Regions from separate parts of the Homo sapiens genome. Here region 2 is linked to region 1. A link is an interaction called in ENCODE POLR2A ChIA-PET data of the cell type or tissue named here. Cell type or tissue: GM12878. All regions are shown on one strand. Each heading gives the region's core, and the rest is flanking DNA. Links, peaks and the distances in the headings are about the cores only.

Region 1 (5,387 bases), core at 203-5,202:
CTAGTGATTGGCATCCCTTCCCTTAGGGAAGGATGACTCCATGTGACACGCTATTCATAATGCTGACTATATCCAAAAGAGAGCTAGCTGGTCCATGTCTTTATGATGACAATACAGTAAGAGAAGGGCTTGCCTTTTGCTTGATTTTCAATCCACTTCTGTATAACTGTTTTTTTCACTACTCTGTTTTGCAGATGAAAAACTGTTGTTTTTGAAAAGGTTGAAGGTAAACCTAATAGAATCTTTCCTAAGAAGAATTAAAGACTCCTTGATATAAGGATATATTTTTTTATTTGGAATTCATTTTATGACCAGAACGTTTTCCTAACTGAACACTTCATTGCTCACCTGAGCCCAAGAATTACTCAGGTAATCTGGTGTCTTACTGTAGGAATTAGTAAGTGCTCATTATAAGCCCATGAAGTGCTATACTTTACAGCGTGGTGGTTCCTAAACTTGAACATGCGTCAATATCACTCGGAGAGCTTGTTAAAACCGATTCCTGGGCATCAGCTCCAGAGTTTCTGATTCAGTAAGTCGAGGTGGGGCCCAAGAATTTGCAATTCTAATATCCAGGTGACACTGATAGCTGATGTTCCTGGTGCCAAGTTTACTTTGAGAACCACTATGATAGAGAATCTTCTTAGAAAACATTGAGCTTTGCTTATCGAAGTGGGTGACCTCTGTCTAACCTGGGAGCCAGCTTTGGCCTTTGGCTTGATTTCATTTAGATTGTTACCTTACAGTTTGTTACTGCAACTTCAGCCCAGAAAATAAGATTTCTTTTGGGAGGGTGTTCTGATAGAGACAGTAAGTTGTTCCTCAATTTTTTTTCTCACTTTGTTCTCTTGTAGTAAAATCCCTGATCTTTATGTGCACATGGCTTCCCATAATATTGACTACATTTTTTAGCCTTCCTTACACCGGGATGTGGCCATGTGACTAAGTTCTAGTCAATTACGTGTGGGCAGAAGGGATGAGGGCAATTCCTGTGTCATGCCTTAAAAGGAAAAGAACATCTTCCATTCTCCTGTCCCCATTTTTATGCCATGGTTTGGATGTGGGCCAAGAGGAAAAGCCAACAAGATATGCTAGAGGAAGAAGAAAGAGGGAAACTGCCTGAAATTATGGCTACCATACCACTCTGACTGCCAATGCCTGGGCTGTTAGGTTAGAAATAATCACCTTTTTATTGAGGCCACTGTTATTTTGGGTCTCTGATACAGAATTCCAGCTGATAGTCTAACTAAAACCAGGGGATGCTGTGACTATTCTATTTATTGGAGAAAGCCTCTGAAGAATTTGTCAGGATAAAGAACCATTAAAGGGCTTGAAGGAGCAGCAGGGAGAACTTATTGCCTTTGTTTTGTTGTTTTTTTCATTTTTATATGTTCAGAAGAGTACGTATCCACTTCAAAAAATAATTATGAAAAAGAGGAGGACGAAGGTGATAGAAAGTAAGGTCTTAAGAAGCTTAATGTTAATCCAGACCAAATCTCACGGACATAAGACCTGAGCTCACTATATCTCTTATCTACACTCTTTTCAGGCCAAGAGCAATGCTTATAGGGTAAACCTACAGAACTTTCAAAGGAGAGAAATCTCACAGTCTCAATGTACCTTGACTTGAATGAGGAATTTAAAATAAAGTCTCCAAGACAGCTTTGTGGATAAGATAGAGAAATGATGATTGCTGTTCAATACAGGTAGACAGAGTTGTGTCTGAATGATCAACTATACTTGGAATGTTGATCAATGTCCCGTTCTAACTGATTGCATCATTTCAGATATGTTTGAGTGTAAATCCCAGGAAACCTATCTATTAGTGGTTTAGGCAATGAAGATACAGTTATTTCTCATAACAAGAACTCTGTGGATAGGCATAACAGGCTGGTTCAGAAGCTCCTTCATTTTCATCGTATTGACTCTTCCTTCATGCTTGTTACCTCATGATCATCAGATGGCTTCCATGGTTCCAGGCAGTGCAACCACACTCAAAAGTAGAAGCAATTGAGTAATTGTGTTAAAAAAGTATGTCTTGGGTTGATATTGCTTTTTTTTTTTTTTAAATGACAGCAAAATATGTTTCCACATTTCTTCTATAGGTGTACCTTATTTCTCACTAGACAACACTAGCTTCAAGGAAAACTGGCAAAGTGGGTCTCTGGCATGTTTTAAACTTTATAACTAAAAAGGAAAAACTAAGAGGGTTGGGGAAAGGCTAGTGAATTAATTGACCAATTATTCCTGCCACATGGGGAAAGAGGCAGGTGTATCGTAGCGTTTTTGTGGTGCTAGCATAAGAAGACAATTTATTAACAATTTGAAAAAGGCATGAAAGTCATGATTATAGTATTTTCAAATGACATCTGGTGAGAACAGTTATTATCTTGACTTGCAGAATTTCATTTCAAAAATACTTTTTTCTCAAATATAAAACTTTACATTTAAATGAAACAGAAATTGCTTAAGCATAGAGATATACCTGGCTTGACTTCAGTTAATGTAAAAAAAATCCAGTGGGGTTTAAGTTGGTTGCTAATACCAAAAAAAGTAACTGAGAGAGATAGCATTTCACCAAATTCAAAGAAATAAAAACACACAAATTATGAGTAAGTTGGCTAGAAATGATCTTTCTCATTTTTTGGGTGATTTTATCTCTTTATATTATTCATTCATTCATTCATTCATTCATTCGGGACAGTCTTATTGAATATATCTTATGTGCAGGGCACAGTACTAGGCACTGGGAAAAGTAGCAATGCAAAAGATAGAAAACAACTAAATATGTAGAGTCACCATTTAATGAAAAAGTATGAAAAGTCTTACAAAAATAGAAAGTCAAAGACATTGCGACACTGAGTAAGCAGAGGTTTTGACCTGGCTTTCTGGATGCAGGAAGCTTTCTGTGAGGAACTGAGATCTAAAAGATGAGAAGAAACTAGACAAGGTGAGGAGGAAGCATGAAAGGCCAGAAAAGAACCAGCCCTTTTTGAAGGTGCTGAGGTGGAGAGAAGTAGGGTGAGCTTGAGAAAATGAAAAACCTGTGTGGTTTTTAGAGTGGAACTGGGAGAGGACATGGAAGGCAGGAAGGTATCTCAAGGTGAGGCTGCAGAATTGTGCAGACAAGTCTTTCACAGCTTTCTGGGCTGTGATAAGGATGTCGATCTTTATCCTAAAAGCATTACAATGCATTGAACAATTCTCAGCAGGAGCAAGGCACAATCAGCTTTGCCCTGTAGAAAAATCCCCCTGGCTGGTATGCACAGAACGGACTGAAGGGAGCAAAAGTAGATGCAGAGAAACTGGTTAATAAGCTGTTGCCATTTTGGATGTAGAGATGCTGGCAGCTTGGACTTTAGGAGTAGAGAGAAGAGGAGATATTTAGGATTTGGAGATGGATTAGATGCGGGGTGAGGGAGAGAGAGTTTCAAGACTGACTCTTAGTTTTCTAGCTTTTGAAACTGAGCAGATGGATTTGCTTTCACTGAGAAAGAAACACTGGAGGAAGACTGGGATTGAAGGAAGGGGTGGAGGTCAGTCTGGATCACGCTGAGTTGTGTGTGAGACATACAAGGGGCACAGTCAGCAGGCTGCTGGATGTGTGGGCCTGGAGCTGTGGATGAAGATCAAACACATGATCATCTGCTTAGAGAAGGTGTGGAGCTACAGTGTGGATGAGGTCCTGTGGGTGGGTAGTACATTGGCAGAATAAAAGCAGGCCTAGGACCAAGCCTTAAAGAACCAACCTTGAAGGAGGCAGGTATATCACAGGGTTTCATAGTCAAGTTTGAGGAGTTCATGGTCAAGGGTATATCATAGTCAAGTTTGAGAAGAGGAGGAAGACCTGGCAAGTGACACTGAAGAGTGGGAAGTTGGAGGAGGAGGAAAACCAGAAGAGTTTGGCATCGCAGAAGCCAGAGGAAGAGAGTGTGGCTGGGGGGAATGGGCAGTGCTGTAGAATGCATTAATTTTACCTGCATCAAGTTTGGTGGAGTGGAAGGAACGAAAGTCTTCCTTACCTGCTTCTCATCTGAAATCAAGATACATCCCCCTAAATTGAGTATATTTAATGAATCATGTTGAAAATTCCCTATTCTCGACATTTAAATTGTGTGAGTTTAACCTTTGATCTTTCTCACTTTGTAAATCACCCAACCTAAATTACTTTTCGGTGATTATTTTTTCCCCTTCTGTGAGCCAGTGGCCCAGAATGGAAAACAAGCTTCCCCCTCAGCTCTAGAGGTTTGCATTTCAAAAGACCCTCAGCCACCAGCTGAAAAACTCTGCAGTGGATTTGCAGTAGGTTCTGTCTTCTCAGTTCCTCTACCGGAGGAGCACAGCCAGCCAGCTCACTAAATGAGGACGGGTGCTGACCTTGTGTTGGCCCCAATCCACTGTGCATTTCAAAGCAGATTAGGAGACACTTTGAACAAGCTTTTGCTACACGCCAGGTGTCCTTCCAAATGCCTTGGGTAGAACTAGAGATGAGTTCCATGAATTGTTAATGCTGATCTGAAACAGGGCTTTCAATAATTCCTGCCCTCATTTCTTCCCTGGATGAAAATCACATTCCAAAGAAGGGCAAAAGGCAGTCCTCCAAAAGCACTCCCAGAATTGACCACTGACAAATTAGAGAGATGATAAATTCCGGTGTAAAATAGAAGTTTATTTGGTTACTTTTCATTCTGGCCGCTAATTTCAGGTCACCAATTTTTCATTCTGAATGGGTGTATGTAAATCTTGCCTAAAACTTTTTGCCTTTTCTGGCAGCTTGGGATGAGTTCTTATGAAGGATTCAGACTGGCATCATTAATATTTTTAATTGCTATGGTCAAATAGCTTCGATTGAATGGTGTAGAATTTGGTGTCTTAAGACACTTTAAATACACACATGTGCACACACGCAAACTATGGCTTAGTTAATTTTATTTTTAATCTCAAATACTAGTTTTGTGTCTCTGACTTTTAGCAAATTTTCCCCAGCCTCCTCCACTCTCTCTCAGGCCCACCCACCAGTTTCTTTGGCACACTGTTTCTTCCCTCTGCAGCTCACTGCCTCCCCCTTCCTTGCTAAGTGAATTCTTTCCAGGTACAGTGACATCTGGTAGTGAAAGAAGAAATAATCAACTGCAGCTGAGAAATATTCCCCAGTGATATTTGCAATACTAAAATTTCAGCCTTGTGTCAGGGAGAGATGCGAATGGACTATTTGCAGGAAGAAGTTTCCCTTTCCAATCTGAAAAAATACAAGTAGAGAGTAAATAAAAAAGGATTAGAAAAAAGTTAGGTATTAACACTTTCTTAATATTATTAGCAGAGGAATCACAAAGTCATAGGGTTTAAAAGGACCTTTAGGGGCCATTTGGTTCAATCCCCTGCCTCTA
Region 2 (5,387 bases), core at 230-5,229, 180 kb after region 1:
GCATTTTCAACCAGGGTCTCAAGTGATCCTACCAAATACATTCGTAACACTTTGGATTCCACTATAATTGTGTTTCTCAACTGCAGGGCTGCGCAATGGAAACACGTAAAAAATATTAATGTCTGGTCCTACTCCCAGAGTTTCTGAATTATTTGAGAAAAATCAATTATCAATAAATTGAGACCTAGGTGTTGGGATATTAATAAGCCCTGAGGGGACACTATTAAACATCCAGGCTTAAGAACCATGGCCCTATCTTCCCCTTCAGGGCAGGGACCCCCTCCTGGCATAGTGCCTGGCTCAATTTGTATTTGTTGTACTCCATGCCTCACTTTCTTATTTTGAAAGTGATTCTTTTATTTATTACATTTGAAAGTGGTTCTTGTCTGGTGGGGTTGAGAGCTTTATATGTGAATCGGACATCTGTGGTTAAAAGTCTCCATGTTGTGGTGAGAAGTTGATAAAAACCTGACTGTCAGTTTGTGTCACAGATGACCCAGTGAAGGTCTGCTCTTTTGTGGTGAGATCTGAATGTTTCCTTCTGCAGAAGTTACAGGCACTGATGAAAGAAGTTGGCTGCCTCAACTGCTCAAAAGAATGCACCTTTTATCTCTGGATTATCTACCATGGTTAAGTCCACAGCTGCTTGCAATTACCCTGGACCCTGTGAAATCATCTCTTTATTCATGGCAGGTTTTTCTTCTCAAAGACTAATAATGTGATTATTTAAAAATTATTTCTACACCACTCTATGTAATGTGGATGTGTGGTTTTGTGGCTCTAAACACCAATATGGGGCAAGAAAAGCTAGCTGGAGAATTTATAAATTAGCTTCCATTTATCCTTCAGACAAACAAGCTATTTATTAATAGGGGAGTGTGGTAAGAGAAAAGAATGTGGAATTGAGAATCCAGACCTCATTCTTTTGCCTGCTATTTGAGGGCTTGTGGGGCATTATGTCTAACCTCTCTTGGTCTCAGCTTGTTTATCTGTAAAATGGAATTAAAAATAGTACTCACTTGGGCTGCAGGACGACCAAATGGAAAAGAAGTAAAAGTGATTTGTTAACCTTGGTATGCAAATAAATGTTATGCCCTTAATAAGTGGAAGTTGACCCTGTTGCTGCTGTTGTTATGAGCTGTTGTGTCTATCAGTGAACACTGCTTTTACAAATCTCTTCTAGAGGAAAGAGGCAAACTCTTCATCTTCATAGTGCCTGCAAGGCCCCAAAGAGCACACAGCCCCAAGGACATGAAATATTTTTGAGTACATTTCCTATCTGTACATGTTTGCCAAATTATTCCAAAATATGACCAGCCTCCTATTGGATGAACACAACTGCAAGTCATAGCCCCATTTTCTTCTTTAGCTTTTTCAGATGACCAGTCTCTTCCAGCTTACTCACCAGCCATAACCAAATCAAATGGAAAGAGAAATTGCCCGTAACTAGAACTCATTCATGCCAAAGTGTTGACATGCCTATTCCTAGATGCATTTGAAATCTGTTTATTTCTACTTGTGGACCCAAAGCCATCTTTCATGTTATATACAAAAAAGTTTTGTATAAATTTTTCTTCAGCTGATAAGAGGTATATTTTTGAAAGCATGGATAAATTTAAGATTTTAGCATGAGACAGTGATTTGGAGAATGAAAGCAGTTGCTCTCAGGGGAGGGATACAGGGCATACAAAAAAAAACTCATGGAGAGAGTATCAAGAACCTCTCATTAAGGCATGTGAAAGTAATGTTGATATAAAAGACAGGAACAAGATCTTTACTGAGCACCTACTACGTACTAACGCAGTGTTAGCTACTGCATTTCAGTTTCTCATTTGATTCTTATAGTGACCCTGCTGGAGAGGCACTCATTTCAATTTTACACAAGAGGCCTAGAGATGTCATGTGGTTTGATCAAGATCACACAGTGTGAGTGATTTGTTTGATTCCAAAGCCCATATGTATTCTTCTTTACCGGTCTGACTCAGGGGAAACCAACTACAGTGACAGTAAGTAGAGACAGATACTTGAAAATTATCAAAGAGATGGATATTTGGAAACACAAAAATTTTTTGATATATAAAGTACTTCTAGCAAGAGTCATTTATGTCCCATTTATGCCTAATTACCACATAACACAATAATGATTATGATTAAATATCTGACAGATGAGTTGGCTGTACATTTTATTTGATCCAAACAGAAAGTACAGCACATATGGGCTTTATCTTCACCATTTCTTGCCCACACAGCATGGTCATTTCTTTGGTCAGCAGTTTCAGGCCACCACCTGTAGTCTAGACATAAAACAAGGTAGAGCCACATATAGTCTTTGCATTAACATCAACAAACGAATAATTTATTGATTTGCTAATTGTTCCTCCTTGTTGTGTACAGGTATCATTAGGAAAAACAAATACATTTAGGCTTCAGTGACTAAAAGTTCCTGCTTTGGTTATTGAATTCACTGAGACTGGTTTTTAAATTTTGAGATTAAGATGAGTGTCTAGGCCCGCAGCGAGTGAGCAAATTAACTGATTTGTTCTTGGAGAGAGAAAAGAGGTTGCTTAAAATGGCAAAGAATGGGGGTATGAGTGGCAGGGAGATGCAGCTATAATGAATCAGGAAGCAGTGGATTAGGATTCAGAAAATCTGGTTTTGCTATTATTTGCTATATAGCTGTAACCTACGCATATTACTTTTTTAAATCCCTAAAGTGAGAATAATATCTATCTTATATGGCATGTTTTAGACTCTTAATGCAAACCCTGAGACAAGAATTTTGAGTGAAGTTTCTTTATTTTGGATGTGATCCAAGGAAGCATAGTGAGGTAATTGATGAGCAAGTGAGAGCTATGGGTAACTGGGGGTCAATACCATGAGGATGCTGTATTGTTATCTACCGCTATGTAACAAGTTGACCCAAAATTTCGTGGTTTAAAATAACAAGTATTTACTGCATTCATATTTTTTTACATCTGGAATTTGGAGCGGCTTGTCCAGGCGGTACTGGCTCAGGACTGATCTCACATGAAATTATATATAGCCAAGACATTAGTCAAAGCTGCAATAATCTAAAGGGATGAGTGGGGTTGGATCATCTATTTCCAAGGTGGCTCAGCCATGTAGCTTGTGAACTGGTGATGGTTGTTGGCAGGACCTACGTTCCTATCTGCATCAACTTCTCCACAAGTTGCTAGAGTGTTCCCATGACATGGAAGCTGGCTTTTCCCAGTAGAAGTGATGCCAAAGAGAAGTCGCCTTCTTATGACTTAGGTTTGGTCATAAGTGATGCTATGATGACATAGCATCACTATCATCTTCTGGTCATTCAAAGTGAGTCACTTAGTATAGCCCACATTCAAGGGAAGAAAACTCAGTCTCTATCTCTTGAAGAGAGAAGGTTTGAATAATTTGTTAACATGTTTTAGAACTACCACACACCCTGTGTGGTACACACTTCAGAATTTTCCTTTTCCCTGAGAGTGAAAGGAACTGAGTTATTGATTGGTTGAAGATACTGGGTGGTGTGCTGCAGGCAAAAGTGAGTGAAATTGAGAGAGAGAGAGAGAGAGAGAGAGAGAGAGAGAGAGAGAGAGAGAGAGAGAGAGAGATGTTCTCCTGTTCGGAAGGAAATATAGGAGGTTAAGAGATACTCTCTGAGGTCCTAGGGTTGCTGAAGAGCACTGTTGATAAGCTGTACTGACACAGACTGATTCCTGTCCACAAGAAGAACCAGTGGTGCCCAGGCCAGTTGAGAAATCTGAGCTCAGTTTAAGCCTAACTCTTACTTAACAATCTCCATTTATCATGACTGGAAGAACGTGCCTTTTCTTACCGTTGTATTCTTCAGCTGAAAATGGGATTGAGGATTTTGTTCTATTTCCTAAGACCCCCTTGCTTGCACTAGCAGATTATTTCCAAATGCCATATAAATGAGAGGTATTTATAAACATATACACATACACTTACATCCACAAAGACAAATTGCACCCCTCTCTGCTTTGCTATTTCTGGTGCTAACCTTCATTTATAATGCCATATTTATGTAATTACAGTGCTGCAGCGGTGGATCATGATTTCAAAATACAATCATAATCACCATCAGAAGAAATGCGAGAGAAGATGAAAAACAAATGCAAAGCAATTAAAAAAGGATGAGTTTTCCTACTGAATGAGTGAATGTGTTTTCCCATTGCCTCCTCCTACACTTGGGCCTTGGGATGCTCTGCCCCTAGCCATGTGTATGTGTGTGGGGGTGTGCATGCACGTGTGTGTGTGCGTGTGTGTGTGCTTACATTTTTGCCCTTATTATGAATCTGGGCCTGGGATTAGAGCATGAATACTCACTGAAGTGGCTTATTACTTGGAGAATACCATCCTTCTGCTTGATTGGATTTTTCTGTTTAAGCATCTATGGTTTTAGTGGTCAGAGGGTCCTGGCCACAAAGTTTATTTTATGACCCATGTACCACCCTTCACATCTCCTCTTATAAGGACACTTTTAGTACATGACTTCCACAGTAGTGCAGTAGTATTTTTTTAAGTTTTTCTATGCTTGAAAAATAATTTTCCACTTCCAGAATTTACCTGCCCCTCCATCCTTGCTTTCCCAATCCCTGCTCCTTCCATTATCCTTTTGCAACACCCCTCCACCTCCATCACTGACCGAGATGCCTGAAAATTCAATAACATCCTATTATCTCTGCTGGGCAACTTGCCAGCTAGAAGCTCAGAGGACTGGTCACTTTGTTTTGGGGACACTGCCTTTCTTGCTTGTTGCATTCTTGCAAACCTGTGGAAACACTGAATCCCTTTGCACTGCCTGGAAAGTCATTCTTTGTATTGATTCTTTTTTCTTTTTTCCATTTCTGGCTTGGGGTACAATGAAGGCACAATATATTTCGCCAAATCTTAAAACCTTAAAGCAATTTGTGCATCCAATTTTGGGGCTGCCTTTTTCTTCCAGAAAGTTCCCTGAGGCTATCTCATATAAAATCTTACTTTGAATAACATATTTGGACACATTGATGAAAACATTCCTTTAGTGCATTGCCAGTTGCCAGATTGGAGAAAAAGACTTCAGGAGAAAAGGAGGGAATATTTTAAATTTGCTTTTGACTGTGGCTTCAAGGAGTAATAATCACCCATTACTTTGGATCAGAATCTTCCAATGACTCAAGAGCACATATTTTTATCATTTGCTTTCTGTACTCTCATCCTCTTTATCCCATGTTACTCTGTTCCTGTGAGAGTTGGGGGGCAAGGAAAAAATGTAAGGAAGGGGTAGAGGTGAGAGAATTTAAATGGGAAGTCTGATTCCTTTTTATTTTTTCATAAAGTGCCACACATGCAAGTCCATGAGTATCTCAACAAATCTGTCCCCCACA

What was found. ChIA-PET counts read pairs that join two places held together with the same protein. Peaks named below come from ENCODE experiments on the same cell type or tissue, not always from the same donor. Only the 100,000 strongest peaks of a DNase experiment are listed, where the experiment ranks them.
Region 2: POLR2A ChIA-PET joins it to region 1 with 11 read pairs; 2 of 35 experiments call an interaction of 5 or more read pairs at or near these places.

Annotation. Positions count from the first base shown.
Region 1 is chr3:31,390,358-31,395,744 of GRCh38, reverse strand. No RefSeq gene overlaps it. Among named protein-coding and RNA genes, the nearest start is that of STT3B, 140 kb to the left of the region's middle. RefSeq lists an enhancer at 3,072-3,281. In GM12878, for the core only: no CTCF peak of the experiment used is centred there; DNase peaks (open chromatin) are centred at 3,014 and 4,371; H3K27ac peaks cover 805 bases.
Region 2 is chr3:31,214,804-31,220,190 of GRCh38, reverse strand. No RefSeq gene overlaps it. Among named protein-coding and RNA genes, the nearest start is that of MIR466, 56 kb to the right of the region's middle. In GM12878, for the core only: no CTCF peak of the experiment used is centred there; a DNase peak (open chromatin) is centred at 490; H3K27ac peaks cover 1,314 bases.